3 separate regions of the Homo sapiens genome follow, and all the other regions are linked to region 2. The links are chromatin contacts, found by Hi-C or POLR2A ChIA-PET in ENCODE. All regions are on one chromosome and are shown on one strand. The core of a region is the stretch at or near the end of the contact, and the rest is flanking DNA. Distances in the headings are between cores, read along the strand shown.

Region 1 (3,269 bases), core at 638-3,137, 4.7 Mb after region 2:
CCCCAAAGTGATGACCACTGCTGTGTACTTCTATCACGTGATATACTGAATATGACCATTATCTTGCATATAAGAATGGCTAATACTTACTGAGTGCTTACAATGTGCTGAGCACTGTTTTAATTATTAGCTTTGCATATGTTAATTCATTTCATCCTCACAAAAACTCTATGAGGCAGGTATATTTACCATTCCCACTTTACAGACGAGGAAACAGAGCTAGATGTTGGGTAGCTTGCTCAAGATCACACGGCTAGGAAGTGGCACAGCCAGGAGGAGATGGTTTACAAAATGTTTGCAAGAGGATGTCTGGTGGGAGCTCACAATCAAGCACCCTTGAAAGCAAGTATTTCTGCTTTACTTTAGCCGGGATACTGAGGCTCAAAGAGGTCTCCCAGTAAACTGGAGGCAGGACCCAGTCTTAACCCAGGGCACTTGCGTTTTTTTTTTTTTTTTTGTAGAGATGAGGTCTCGCTATTTGCCCAAGCTGGTCTCCAACTCCTGGGCTCAAGTGATCCTCCCACCTCAGCCTTCCAAAGTGCTGGGATTACAGGCGATGAGCTACCACTCCTGGCCTAGACATCTGCCTCTCAAAGTGTGAGGACTGTGGGTAGTATAGTAGCTAAGACCACAGCCTAGATTTGAATCCTGGCTCTGTCTGCACTCTGTACCTCGGCATCCTTTTCTATAAGATGTGGGAAAAAATGGTATGTGTCTTAGAAGGTATGAAGCTCAAATGAGAAAATCCATTTTAGGGGTTTGGCTTGGTGCCTGGCTCACAGTAAACCAGAAACACCAAGTATTAGCTACAAACAAGCCTTGTTTCCTCTTGGCTGTCAGGCACTGCTGCTCGCGGTCCTTGCCTCCACCCACGCCGTCCAGCCGGGTCCATACCTGAGAACGGCTGCCGCGGTCCGAGCTTTGCCCCACGCCAGAGTCATCGGCCTCTGCCTGCCCCGGGGCGGCCGCGGCGTCGCTGCTGTCGGCGGACACGGCTTCTGAGGTGCCCACACCCAGGCCGCTCTCAGAGGGCTCCTCGGGCCGGCCAGGCCCAGGGGCCGCGTCGCTGCTGCTCTCCACCTCGTTCTCCTCCATCTGATCGGCGGGCTGCCTGACAGCGGGGCGTAGGGTCTGGGAACTTCACTCTGAGAAGAGAGGTGACCGTGGCTGGAACAAGTGGGCCATCTCCCCAGCCCCGGCAACCACGGCCACCCATTTGCACCCCTGCGCCCATTTTGCAGATGCGAAGATTGAGTCTCCGACGGGGCGGAGCTTCCTGGTGTATTGCGAGGGGAGCTCGGGAAAAACTTGACGGAGAAGCTGTGCTTCCCAGGCTAAGGCCCTTCCCGGGAGGGTGGTCAATGGCTGGTAATCTTGACCCTTTCCCTCGCCCCCACGATTCTCGTGGAGCGTTCCGCTCTGTGAGCCCCATCCGGGCCCAGTGGTTCAGCCCTTCGGCCCCCGCGTCCCCCCGGGTTGCAGGGCCGGTGGTACAGCCCGCTGGCCCCCTGGGTCAGTGGTTCGCTCCCCCCCGGTTCCCCTGCGGAGGCGGCTGACAGCGACGGTCTCGGGGCCTGGCGATTTGGGGCTGTCCCCGGCGCTGCCTGTGCTCCAGGCCCGACGCCATCTTGTGGTGGCGCCGGGTTTCCGCTCAGGCAAGTGCGAGAGCGACTAAAGGGCCTGGGACCCCGGGGCCCTGTTCGGACAGCCCCGCCGGCCTGGGACCTCGCCTCCGGGTATCCCCGCAGTGTGACCTCACTCCACGGCAGGGTACGGTGGGGCCGCCTAACTCTACCCGAAGCTCACCCGAGGCTTTCGTAGCCACGTTCCTCTCTGACTCCGGCATCGACGAGGTCGCCATCCTCTTTCCTCCGCTGCGGAGGAACCCATCGGCCTATTGTAGGCCGGAACTACTTCCCCCGCTGGCCCCGGGAAAGACACATTTTCAGTGTTCCGGAAGGTCGCTCCGAGGCCTCAAAACCATAATCGGGTCTCAACAGACTCTGGGACTTTATACGTCGCCCGGTGTTTGGCACTGAGCCCACTATGGTTTGGGGACTACTTTATCTCGGCGGAGTGTTACGTAGGAAGTGGTTGTGACGTCATTCTGGTCCCTTCCCTAGGCCGCAGGGTTGGGCGCGGCGAATGCGCGCCCCGCTCTCTTGGGGCGTGGCTCCCAGTGGGGGGCGTGGCTCCCGGTGGCTTGGCCGCGCCCCTCCTACAACAGCCCGGAAGAGCGTGTGGCCGCGGGCGACTTTGGCTTGGCCAAAGAGGAATTCATGTTGTCAGTCATTTTACCTGACTCATTACTTATTACTTAGCGCGCTGCTGCAACCCAATCGAGCTCTGCCCGTTAGGTTTGATGTGTTTTGTTGGGAAGGGAATGTATAATTATTGTACAGATAGGGAAACTGAGGTCTGGGTATGGGAAGGGCTGGTCCAAAATCACATCCAATAAAGGGACTCAGGAGCTAAGTACGGATGGCAGGAGTCGGGGAAATGGAAAGAAGTTAATGCTTGTCCCTTAGGTTTGTATACATATTTGTTAACATTAATAGAGCTGAGGCCGGGCGCTGTGAGTCACGCCTGTAATTCCAACACTTTGGGACGCCAAGGCAGGAGAATCGCTTGATCCCAGGAGTTCCAAACCAGCCTGGGCAAAAGAGCGAGACCCCATCTCTACAAAAAAAAGAAAAAAAAGAAAAATTAGCCAGGCATGGTGGCGCGTGCCTATAATCCCAGTTGCTCGGGAGGCTGAGGTGGGAGGATCGCTTGAGTCTGGGAGGTTGAGGCTGCAGCGAACCGTGATCACACCACTGCACTTCAGCCTGGGCGACAGAGCGAGACCCTCTTTCAAAAAATAAATAAATACAAGTCAACTACCTATCCTTTAAAAGTGGAGAAAGAAAAAAAATTTTAATTAAAAGTCAGCTGCCCTTAAGGTATGTCCTTCCTCCGGAAATGTCACCTTCTGTTTTAAGACTTTTAGCAGTTTGCAGTGGAAGAGCACAAGAGGGAGTAAGGCGCTCTGGTTTTTGTCCCTAAGTCTCTGTAGTTCCATAGGCTATTTTCCTTAATTGAAAGATACAAATTTTGGGGGAAAAAAATCTCAAAAAAACTCCTAAGCAGGCTGGGCGCGGTGGCTCACGCCTGTAATCTCAGCACTTTGGGAAGCTGAGTCGGGCGGATCACCTGAGGTTGGGAGTTTGAGACCAGCCTGATCAACATGGAGAAACCCCATCTGTACGAAAAATACAAAAGCAGCTGGG
Region 2 (3,134 bases), core at 482-2,981:
TACTTCAATATGAAAAAAAAAAAAACAAACTCAAAACCAAAAACCAAAACAACATGGGGAACATTTTTTTCCAAAAATTACCACACTTCCCATGCAATGTTTGCCTGTCATGAACCACTGCACAAATCAAGCCCCGCTCAATGTATCAAGGTCACAAAACCAACTTGGTTAATATGTTGATCATTACATAGTGGCTCTGTCCTCTACAGCAACTTTGATACCATCTTTCCAAGGCAGCAACAGAAGGGCCCTTTTCATTCATTTTCTATGTGTCTTTGATACTATTTTGCGCTTCTGGATTTTTCCACTGTATGTCTCTTAGAAACAAATTAAGCTCGAATAAGTTGTTCCAGCTAATGAAGTGCGCTTTTGGCTCCTTCTCCGTGGTTCAGAATTATCCGGCAAAATACCAATTGTTTTAGGATGCATTTTCTCTTAGTTTTGAAATATTGCAATACTAAGTTACCACAAATAAAGAGCATTGAGATAACAACACACAAGAACGTGTATAAATGGAAACTACTGTAATCCTTTTTTAAATTAAGGACGTGTGGACGCCTCATGAATAAACATTTAGGATATCTGGATAAATATATACTATGTGTTCACATAGATAAAAACAGAAAGGAGCATTCCTTCCTACCTCACTCCCCCACCCCAAGTCACATAAGTTTCTCGCAGGGCACAAGCCCAGGGCAATCACTGCTCAGAAATGTAAACCATGCAACTCAAAATGACTCAAGCCCTCAAACACTCCCCACCTAAGTCCTACATCCCATCCACTCCTCAATCACTTCCAACAGGCTTCCCTGAATGAAAATCCCAAACTGGGAAGGCTTAACAAGCTCCAAACTCCACTCACACGCCACTCAGGGAATCCGAGGACCTGGGGCCCACGTGTAGTGTTTTCGCGTGGGCAGACAAGGGTCCCAAGATTCAGGGTGCTACTGTACCCCGAGTGGTTCGAGTCCTGGCTCTGCCGCCTTCACTGGTCGAGCTGACGCTCTTTACACCGGGGGCATGGGCTGCCACATCCCAGCAGAGTGCAAGGGCCCTCGGGCGTGGACGCAGGCGGCTCTCGGGTGCACACGCGGAACGCACACTCGGGCATGCACTCTCACACGGTCAGGCGGGCCTGCGCGAACGCCCCCGCTTCCCCTCTACCACCCCCTTTTGCGCCTTCTACGATGGTGGCACGCGGGGCTACCCTGACCCCTAGGACCCCTGGACGCCCGCTCCTGGAGCCCGGGGGGTGATGACAGATGGCGGAGGGCGGGGCTCCGGGGGGAAGGGGCGGAGCCTCTCAGCATGGGGGTGCTGGCGGCTGACAGAAAGACCAGGGGCAGCCGGCGGGAGGGGGCTGACTGAGACTGCGGGCCGGCCGCGGGCCAGGCGTGGCGGGAAGGAGCTCGCGCAGACACAGGGTCTGACAGGCAGAGAGAGATACAGACACCGGGGACTGACAGCCGCGGGGGCACGCGGGGCCGGCTGGCCGTGGCGGGCGCTCACCTGGCAGCGGCGGCGGTGGCGGCGCCCGCGACCGGGCCGCTCTTCCCGCGCTGCGGGCCTCCCTCCCCGCGGCCGGGCGGGCGGCCGGCGCAGGCCCCGCAGAGGCGGCGGCGGCGGCGACGCCGGAGCCGCGGACTGCTGAGCGGCGGGGACGCAGCTGCACCAACCGACTCCGGGCCGCTCGGCTGGGCTCGGCCGCTCTCGGAGGCGCTCGGCTCTGCTCGGCCTTGCACGGCTCCCCTCGGCCTTGCTCGACTCGGCTGGGGGCGTGGCCCAGGCCCCCCAGTCCGCCCAGGTCGCCTCTGGCGGCCGCGGGGCGGGGCTTTCGAGCGGGTGCGAGCCCCCTGACGTCGCGGGGAGCGGACCTTGCCCCCGGCGCATGCGCCAGCACTCCTCCTCCCCCCTCCTCCCCGCCCCACCGTGTGGAGGCTGAAGAAGACGGGGAAGGAGGCGCTGGGGGCGGATGCTGCGGTCCCAGAGGTTCCTGGCTTTTGTACTCCATATCCTGCTCTTTCCAGAGGACCACTTAAAGAAGGTCACACCAGGTTACACTTTCAAAAGGATGTGTGTGTAGGCTGGCAGGGGCTCTCGCTCCTGTCTGCCCCCACTCCTCCAATTCCAGTGTTTCCCAACAAGCGTCGACTAGGAGTGGTCTTTTATCCAACCAAGGGTTCACTGCAATTTTTAATATTTTCTGTTTTCTTAAGAATAATAACAAAAAAACTAACTCTTGATCACTGTTTTAACATTGAGTCTTCAAGTACTTGAACTTTCAAACATCAGTCAGCCTCCTCGAGTCCACTAATACCGTCCTTTCTTCATAGCTGTTGTATAACCTGTAATGCCTGGGATGGGGTTGGGTTCTTTCCTGAATTCTCGTCACATGATCCAGGCACCTTTTTAGTTATGGAACCAAGTCTGCAGCAAATATGCTCAGAAAGTGGCTCCCACCTTTAGAATCCAGTGATTAGTAAACAGCAGGAGCTCTACGGTCTTGACACACCTGGATGGGAATCCCAGATCTGCATTAATCTAGCAGGTTAATAATTGTCTGAGTGACTTTGGACGTGTTAATCTCTCAACTGTAAAAGGGCAATGAAACATGAGTAAATCAGTAGAAATATTAAAAGGGTTAAATGACACCACATATAAAGATTTCTGCACAGTGCTTGGTGTTCAATAAGTAAGGCTGCCTTTAACTTCAAGTAACTTTAGAACCTTCAGATCCTGAAAACCAGGGAGCATATACACAAGTGTGAGCGATGTGTCCAAGTAAACAAGTCGATAGTCAAACACCCATACGTGGCACCTTAGCTTGCTCCTTTCACAACCTTCCCTACCTCAGTTCATGTCAACTCCATTCTTCTGATGACTCCAGACAAACCATTGGAGTCATCCTGGACTCCACTCTCCCTATCATATCCCACATGCAACCCATTAGAAAAGCCTGTCAGCTCTACCTTTAAAATACCCCTTTTCCTCTTTCCTGGAATATTGTAGTAGCCTCCTGCCTGTTCTCCACGATTCCACTGTGCTCTCATGGTGCCTTCTCTCAACACAGAAGCCAGAGGGATCCTGTTGAAACCTAAGCTCAAAAGCCCCCAGAAGGTTTCCCATCTCAGAGT
Region 3 (3,293 bases), core at 240-2,739, 4.1 Mb before region 2:
CACATAAGGCTAGTGGCTATCATAACAGACACAGAAAGAACTGACTCTCTCCCATGCGGGATAACATTTGGGACAATAATAACGTTAATAAGAGTTATATTGTGCATACTTTATATGTTCATAAAACTGTAGTTAAAAGCACAGATTCTGGAGTCAGCTGCCTAGGTTCAAATCTGTTTCCTTCTCTTTAAAATGGGATTAGCCTGTAATCTCAGCACTTTGGGAGGCTAAGGCCGAAGGATCCTTTGAGCCCGAGTTCCAGACCAGCCTGGGCAACAAAGCGAGACGCGGTATCTACCAAAAATAATTTTAAAGATTAGCTGGGCGTGGTGTCGCAAGGCAGCAGTCCCAGCTACTCCGGAGGCTGAGGCGGGAGGGAAGATTGCTTGAGCCCAGGATGTCGAGGCTGCAGTAAGCTGTGATCGCACCACTGCACTCCAGCCTGGGCGACAGAGCAAGATCCCGTATCAATAAAAAAGGAAAGAAAAGAAATAATGCTTGTAGAGCGTTCGGCACAGTGTCGGGTTATACTGTAAACATTCAGTAGTTGGCGCTAGTTATTAGAGCGGTGTTCCTGGATGAGCCACCTCCATGTTGAGCCTGTAAAACTGGCCTAATATGTTCTCTATGAGTCACTGCATTGCTCTGCAAATCAGATAAAACGTCACTCGTAGGTCAGTTATTAACAACCCCACTGATAATCTTTGGAAAAAACTGACATAATTTTCTTTTTCTTTTTTTTTTGGTGAGACGGAGATTTACTCGTTGCCCAGGCTGGAGTGCAATGGCGCGATCTTGGCTCACCGCATCCTCCGCCTCCCAGGTCCAAGCGATTCTCCTGCCTCAGGCTCCCGAGTAGCTGGGATTACAGGCATGTGTGACCACGCCCGGCTAATTTTGTATTTTTAGTAGAGACGGGGTTTCACCGTGTTGCCCAGGCTGATCTCGAACTCCTCACCTCAGGTAATCCGCCCGCCTCGGCCTCCCAAAGTTCTGGGATTACAGGCGTGAGCCACTGCGCCCGGCCAGAAACTGCCACAATTTTCTAAAGAGGAAAAAAAAATCCCTTCTAAGCTATCCCCTCCCGACGAGACCCTTCCTGTTCCTTTAAAATGGGCCGGGCAGCAGAAAGACGAGTGAGTGACAGCAGACAGGCCAATCAGAAGCGGCCCCGTCTCGGGCCCACCCCGAGGCCTGGCCCAACCGCGTCCCGGTAGCTCCCGGAATAGGAGCGTTGCGAGACGGTCGGTTCCAAGTGGGCCTGGGCGCGGGGGAGAGGCGGGTCTGTCCTCGGGAACTGCAAGGCCCTGTGAGCGGGAGGACTGGGATCCCGGCCGCGGCTGCTGGAAGCGTCGAAGCTCAGCGGGGCCGCGGACACTGACCTGTGCTTAGAACTCATCCTGGCCCGCAGAGCCTGCCGCGAGTCCCTGGCGTCCCCTGTGGCGGGCTCTTGGAGCCACTTTCCCGAGCGGAAGTCAGCCCGCGGCTCGGACTCCGGCGGGACCTGCTCGGAGGAATGGCGCCGCCGGGTGAGGAGTTGCGCGTGGCTTTGGGGAGAGGGCTGTCGCCCGCGGGAGGTTACTAGTCGCCGCTCGAGAGCCGGCCAGGCGGGATCCCCTTCCCCTGCGGGACAGGGGCATGGGCACAAGCTCTGGCTGGGGCGCTCTCGGATCGAGGGTCCGAAGGAGGGCTGCGAGCTGGTGGGAGTGCCCGCGACCTGGCGGGGTTGGTGCCTGGGGGAGGGGTGCAGCGCGGAGCTACGGGTCGCCCCGAGGCTCAGCCGTGGGGACCGCGGACGCGCTTAGCCTAGGTCTGGCCTCATTCATTTCACTCGCGCGGGCTTCTGGGCCAGGCGGCCTAAGGTTCTGGTCCCGGCGCTGCCCCTTACTCCGTGTGAGGTTTTGGGCAGATTGTCCTTCTTTGTGCTGTAGTTTCCCATTCAGTGAAAGGGGCAAAGAAAACCCTCACTTCTCTCTGGGAGCCTGGAGCATAAGTTCTCAAGTGACACTCTAGGTGCAAACTTGCAGTCGGCCACGTATTCATTGTGTAACCCAAAGCAGGTTACTTAACCCCTCTACACCTCAGTTTCTCATCTGTAAAATAAGTTAGTCAAATTAGTCACGTTATCTGCCTCGTTGAGTTGCTTTATTAAGTGAAATAATCTTCGTGCTTAGTTTAGAACAGTGCATGGCCCTAGGTAAGAACTAAGTTAACTGCATTGGAAGTTACTGAGTAGACGCTGTGCAGGGTGGAATTTCATGTAGCCTCATCGTAACTTTGGAAGCATGTACTCTTGTTACTACCATTTGACAGATGAGAAGTTGGAATCCCACGGAAGGGAACTTACTTGCCCAGGGTGACACATGAATGAGTCAGTGGCTCACCGTTTCATTATTTGAGAAGTTCAGGATAGTAAAGTGGTTAAAAGCAGACTTTGGATTCAAATTGCCTGAAGTTTGATTTTCAGTGATGTGTCCTAGGGCAGGTAACTACTTCTGAGCCTTACTTTCCTGGTCTGTGAAATGCAGAAAATAGCCACCTTGCTTAGATGTTGTGAGGATTTAATGATTTGGTGTGTGCAAAGCACAGCATAGCGTGGGCATACCTAACATATTAAGTGCTCAACTTTTAGTCAGAAAAGTTACTGCTCTCGTTAACATGGAGTGAGAAGATTAGGATTCTGACACAGGTGCTGTTTTAGGGGAATTTACGGTCTAGGTGGGAAAATGCTAGTCGCAGCCATTCACTAGATCTTCATATATTGGGTACCCGCCTGTGCACAAGGCATTGGGGATTCAGCATTAGTATCTTGACTCCGCTCTCTCTTAGGTCTTTCTGTCCATTAGCAGTTTCTGATAGGCTTTGACTTTGAATTCTAGCCAGACTAACTCTCATCACTTCTCATCATGTTCACTGCTGTTGCCCTGGTTTGGGCCACCATCATCTTCTGGCTTGGATTATGGCGGTAGTCTCCCAACTGGTGTCCCCTGCTCTGTCCTTGCACCTGCATGGTCTGTTCTCCACACAGTATTGTTTATTCTCAACACAGTAATACCATTAGAGTGTAAGTCAAATCACTCCTCTGCTTAGAACTTTCCAGTGGTCTCCAGCCGGGTGCGGTAGCTCACGCCTGTAATCCCAGCACTTTGGGAGGCTGAGGCGGGCGGATCACGAGGTCAAGAGATCAAGACCATCCTGGCCAACATGGTGAAACCCCGTCTCTACTAAAAAGACAAAAATTAGCTGGGCATGGTGGCACGTGCCTGTAGTCCTAGCTACTTGGGAGGCTGAGG

The links. Hi-C counts contacts between places; a loop is a spot of excess contacts on that map. ChIA-PET counts read pairs that join two places held with the same protein, here RNA polymerase II (POLR2A). Pooled maps may share reads with other maps.
Region 1: a map of naive thymus-derived CD4-positive, alpha-beta T cell shows a loop between it and region 2 (30-fold over the local background). The contact joins the promoter of ZNF335 here to the promoter of ZHX3 in region 2. A Hi-C loop is called at or near these places in 1 of 168 maps with a recorded cell type or tissue (naive thymus-derived CD4-positive, alpha-beta T cell) and 6 of 50 pooled maps. POLR2A ChIA-PET finds 5 or more read pairs at or near these places in 1 of 52 experiments (naive thymus-derived CD8-positive, alpha-beta T cell).
Region 3: a pooled map shows a loop between it and region 2 (8-fold over the local background). The contact joins the promoter of RPN2 here to the promoter of ZHX3 in region 2. A Hi-C loop is called at or near these places in 4 of 50 pooled maps. POLR2A ChIA-PET finds 5 or more read pairs at or near these places in 2 of 52 experiments (AG04449 and GM10248).

What each region holds. Positions count from the first base shown.
Region 1 is chr20:45,970,316-45,973,584 of GRCh38, forward strand. It overlaps ZNF335 (zinc finger protein 335), which reads right to left and starts at 1,888. Exons shown (of 28, transcript NM_022095.4): 1 at 1,807-1,888; 2 at 895-1,145. The coding sequence starts at 1,095. RefSeq lists a silencer at 1,400-1,519 and an enhancer at 2,290-2,509.
Region 2 is chr20:41,316,000-41,319,133 of GRCh38, forward strand. It overlaps ZHX3 (zinc fingers and homeoboxes 3), which reads right to left and starts at 1,732. Exons shown (of 4, transcript NM_001384317.1): 1 at 1,510-1,732. RefSeq lists silencers at 1,252-1,541, 1,552-2,001 and an enhancer at 2,112-2,161.
Region 3 is chr20:37,177,841-37,181,133 of GRCh38, forward strand. RPN2 (ribophorin II) reads left to right here and starts at 1,490. Exons shown (of 17, transcript NM_002951.5): 1 at 1,490-1,529. The coding sequence starts at 1,517. It overlaps MROH8 (maestro heat like repeat family member 8), which reads right to left and starts at 1,708. Exons shown (of 25, transcript NM_152503.8): 1 at 1,549-1,708; 2 at 1,383-1,547. The coding sequence starts at 1,640. RefSeq lists enhancers at 1,048-1,607, 1,116-1,195, 1,546-1,595, 1,608-2,165 and a silencer at 1,716-1,765.